2 separate regions of the Homo sapiens genome follow, and region 1 is linked to region 2. Evidence: read pairs that join two places in POLR2A ChIA-PET (ENCODE). Cell type or tissue: endothelial cell of umbilical vein. All regions are shown on one strand.

What was found. ChIA-PET counts read pairs that join two places held together with the same protein. Peaks named below come from ENCODE experiments on the same cell type or tissue, not always from the same donor. Only the 100,000 strongest peaks of a DNase experiment are listed, where the experiment ranks them.
Region 1: POLR2A ChIA-PET joins it to region 2 with 9 read pairs; 2 of 35 experiments call an interaction of 5 or more read pairs at or near these places.

The regions. Positions count from the first base shown.
Region 1 is chrX:15,585,487-15,587,986 of GRCh38, reverse strand. It overlaps ACE2 (angiotensin converting enzyme 2), which reads left to right. Exons shown (of 18, transcript NM_001371415.1): 6 at 129-234; 7 at 2,415-2,500. Among named protein-coding and RNA genes, the nearest start is that of ACE2, 14 kb to the left of the region's middle. In endothelial cell of umbilical vein, no CTCF peak of the experiment used is centred here; no DNase peak of the experiment used is centred here.
Region 2 is chrX:15,499,183-15,501,682 of GRCh38, reverse strand. BMX (BMX non-receptor tyrosine kinase) reads right to left here and starts at 876. Exons shown (of 19, transcript NM_203281.3): 1 at 743-876. In endothelial cell of umbilical vein, no CTCF peak of the experiment used is centred here; a DNase peak (open chromatin) is centred at 1,112; H3K4me3 peaks cover 1,185 bases; H3K27ac peaks cover 2,500 bases.

The DNA.
Region 1 (2,500 bases), 86 kb before region 2:
TTTGAGAGAAGAAGAATTATAATTTGGGGAAATTCTACTTGTTTAAAGAATCTCCTATTTCTAGTGTTGTGGAATGGAAATTAGAATTGGTTACTCTTTGTCTTAAACTTTCTTCCTGGGCTTTTCAGATTAAACCATTATATGAACATCTTCATGCCTATGTGAGGGCAAAGTTGATGAATGCCTATCCTTCCTATATCAGTCCAATTGGATGCCTCCCTGCTCATTTGCTTGGTAAGAAGCCCCATGAATTCTTCGTGTACTTGGCTCTTTGTTATTTCTAACAATAAAATTGCCTTTTTGAGTGAGCCTTAACATAAAACTTTTGAAAAATTCTGTAAGTGGTTAGTAACATTGTAGAAATCGCATTTTGAAAGCATTTTCTTCAACCAAAAGTCTATTTTAAACAATTCTCTATTGTATTACTTTTTTTGTACATAAAGAGTTATTATTTTGGCTGCAATTCAAATGATAAAGGGGTTATTTAAGATAACTAGAGAAAGAATTACAGGCTCAAATGAGAGTGGAAATGGGGAAAATAATTTTTAGTATTCAAGTTGATTGGCTAAGCTCTTAAGGTGGAATTTGAGATTTTAGTATCATATTGTCAGAGCTTGGTTGGCTGGGGGTGGTCAGGGGTAACAGAAGGTTATAGCTTGAGCGAAAGCTTCCTAAGTTCATTCTAGACTTCACCAATTACTCTTGCTGAAAAGTGCTTGGCTTGGAATCGTATAAGTGAAGAATGAATGAAAGTGACCATCTTCCCCTCTCCCACCGCAGCAGCTGAGGCCAAATAAAATATAAATATTTGAAAATTTCATGCCATGCATATATAGCATTTCTACTGTAGTCAAACTAAGTTGCTGGAAGCTAATCTCCTCCACAGCCATACCTCGTGTCTGTCAGCAGGAGAGAATGCGGAGAAAGGACCTGTGGAGGCTTTTAACTCTAAAGTAATATGGAAATCCTTCCTACAATGTCAATGGCAAGCATTATTTAGTAATTCAGTTTCTGCTTAAACCTGTCTGGTGTGATGGGATAATTTCTTCATTCCAATATAGACTAATTTACTGCTACATGGAACCAATGTAATACAATTCTACCTTATGTGGAACTTAAGCAACACCCCTCTGATGCCTTCCATTCATTAGCCCTATTTCCATGCTATGAGGTTACCCAGAATGTCAATTCCTATTCTACAAGATGACCTTCCAGATATTCATAAAGAACCATCATATAAGATACAGCATAGTACCTGGTGCAATACATTTTAGTGACTATTATTGTTATTGTCATGTTTACCCTATTTTCTTTTGTCAAGTTAAATATCTTATACATTATCAACCATTCCTTAAAACCTCACTTTTCTATAATTGTTCTCCTTTCAATGAGCTGTACTTTGTCAATGTCCCTCCTCAATTATCATGCTTAGAGATGAACAGTTACTCCAGATGAGGTTTGACCAACATAAAGAAAGACATGGTACCATGACTACCTTTGTTCTAGACACTATACTTCTATTGATTTAGCTCAAGTTCACATTTATGCTTTAGAAGCCAGGTCATACTGTTTGTTGGCTCATTTTTGGTCTTTTACATGTGGACTGTGCTTTAGCCTGATGTCACATATATGTTTTTATGATGGATAGGTTTTTCTTTAAAATTTAAGCATAGGACTTCACATGTATCACTACTAAATTTTATGTTTTAAAATATAAGTTTAGGGAGTACTTTTATTTTTTTCAGAGTCTCGCTCTGTCGCCTAGGCTGGAGTGCAGTGGCTGATCTCAGCTCACCGCAACCTCTGCCTCCTGGGTTCAAGCGATTCTCCTGCTTCAGCCTCCTGAGTAGCTGGGATTACAGGCTCAAGCCGCCATGCCCAGCTAATTTTTGTATTTTTAGTAGAGACAGGGCTTCACCATGTTGGCCAGGCTGGTCTCGAACTCCTGATCTCAAGTGATCTGCCTGCTTCAGCTCTGCAAAGTGCTGGGATTACAGGAGTACTCTTCATGAAGTTTGTTGCCCCATTTTTTTGGCACCAGGATTCTGGTCCTGCTCTTGGATTGACTTTTTCTAGATACATCTTCTTTTTTATGGTCCCTGGCCTTGGAATACAACTTAACATTTGTTTGAGATGTTTACAAAGTCACCAAGTTAAGTACACGAATATAGGAATAAAAGTGGAATTTAGTTACCAGTTAGTAGAAGTTCCTGAATGATGATCTTATATGATCTCTTTTGAAGCCAACACTAGGAATTACTAACAGCTTAATTTGTAATATTTTGTACCATGGATGGTAGATTATAGAAATCTCTTTCTAATTTACAGTGTCAATGATGGTCCATATATTTAATAAATTATGTCTACATTTCTGCTGTGTTGTCATATACTAACAGATTCTTTTTTAAATATAGGTGATATGTGGGGTAGATTTTGGACAAATCTGTACTCTTTGACAGTTCCCTTTGGACAGAAACCAAACATAGATGTTACTGATGCA
Region 2 (2,500 bases):
AGACATGCAGACTCTCAGTTCCCACCCGAGACCTCGCGCAGCCAAATCTTCATTTTAGCAAGATCCCCAGGTGATCCACGTGCACAGGAAAGCTTGAGAAGCACTTACATGGACCACAAAGTTGCACTCCTTTTCAAATCCAATGAAATCATTGTGGCCCACAAAATCTTTCAAAATTATATGGATATGAGTACAACTGCATGGTTCACCTCCCTCCCACCTGTCTATCTCCATCTAAAATACACAAAGCACTTGATTTAGGGAGACCTCAGGAACCTAAGAGCAAATATTTGTAGCTAAAGTAACATCATAAAAACACAGTTAAAGAAGGTATAAGGAACATTTCTATGTCTCTTTGGAAGCAGTTATGAGGCCAATATGAAAGGCTATGGAAAGGCAATACCTAAAGAAGCGGATGGAGAAAATTAGCAGAGAATACACACAAAGCTAGGTAGAACTGGTGGTGATACATAAACAACCTGAGAGCTTCCCTAACTGAGATTTTGAGCAAGGAGTGAATTTACAGTGAAATTATAGCAGTTTCAGCCGTTGGCCTCCAAATTACCTGGTCCCATCTAAAGTCCCAGAGAAAGCCCTGGCAATTTCATATTAAAAATGTTGTACTATTTTTCTTAAAGTGAGCTTCCCAAAGTTTGTAACTTCAGGCCCCACAACACCGGGAACCAAACCTATTTTCCGCATAGTATGCGACACTGAGTAGCCACCTGCCGCTTAAACGCACCGTCTCAGCTTGTTCCGTGCTTGCCTGGGTCCGCCGCGGTGCTTGGTCTGCTGTTGCAGGAACACGGCCCCGGCTGTCCTGTTTCCAGAAGCAAATTGTTTCACATTTTCCTGGCTGCCGGGTCAGAAATGGCTACATTACTCAGTGCCCCCAACACGTTTATTGTCCTACAGAGCCTTACACAATCCCACAGGAAACCACGCTCAACACTTAGCCAACACTTGTTGATCTGATTGAACGCAACAAAAACGGAGACAAAAGCATACTTCATAAAGTTTCCAATTTTGATAACTATAGCTCCCACTTTTCCCAGGCAGCTCTCGGGTACATGTGATAACCCTGCCTTTGTTTGTAGAGCTCTATGCTGGAAAGGACAAGAAAATATCTCGGCAAAACCCGACTGCTGACGCTGACTTCTCTCACATGAGCCAGGAAACCATTAGGTAATGCAAAGTGCACAGAGAATATGCAATGAAAACTTCAACTCAACATTTGGACAAAGGAAGGCCAGAGAATATGTAAGAACAGTTCATATGATGGAAAAGGAGCTTATTTATATAGTTTAAGTTATTAAGAAATCCAGAAATGGAAAATAGATTGTTTTTGCTAAGGTATGGTACACCTAGATCGCAATGAAAAAGTGTGTCACTTGACATCATTATGACAGACTCACAACTTTTGGCTTCCCCCATTCCACTATTTTCTCTGGTGCATACCGGCTGGCCATCTGTAATAAATCTAAGGACATATTTTATGTCCTGCTATGGATAGCCAAGAAAAGTAATCATCCTTTTGGCATGCATTGACACACTGTGTTTACTTATAAATTGTTGCTTACTGTAACTTATTTGTAAGTATCTATGATGTGAAGAAGTCTTGGGTTGGCAGAAGAGAGTGAAGCTACTGGCTTTCAAAGAGGTATTCTTTTGAGTGTACATGGAATTAGCATCATTTCTATTAATTCGTTCAGTCAAGTCTTATTTGAGAACCTGCCATGTGCTGAGCATTCCGTTAGGGGTTGGAGACACAAGAGCAAACAGAAGAGAGGCAGCCCACATCTTCAAGGGGCTTATGTGTCTGTGTGGGGGGGGGGGGAACCACAAATAGTGGTTTAATTACAGTAGAGTATGGGAAAAATAACTTGCAGAAATATTTTTTAATATTTCAGTTTGGAAACTAGAATTTTGGGAAGGGAAAGGAGTCCTTCAGAAGAATTCAAAAGAGTGTAACTTACATTCTAATAGCAAATTAAAGTCACTGATGGATTCCAAATAGCTCTCCATTCTTTAGGAATATAGTAGGTAGTCATTCAAAAAATTAAGGGTGAAGCAGGGCAAGAGTGGCACAACAACCTGGCTAAATAAATTAATTCTACACTCTGCTAGTTAATTTCCTTTTCCACATGGCGATTTGTATTTACTTCACAACTTATATATGGTAATATGGCAAAAGTTCGATTCTAGAATAAAAAGTAAACTTAGGGTAGGGGAAGGAGGAGTTGGTGATATGGTTTGGCTGTGTCCTCACCCAAATCTCATCTTGAATTGTAGTTCCCATAATCCCCACATGTTGTGGGAGGGACCTAGTGGGAGGTAATTGAATCACGGGAGTGGATGTTTTTACCGTGCTGTCCTCATGACAGTGAATAAGTCTCACCAGATCTGATGGTTTTATAAAGGGCAGTTCCCCTGCACACGCACTCTTGCTTGCCACCAGGTAAGACATGCCTTTGTTCCTCTTTCACCTTCCACCATGATT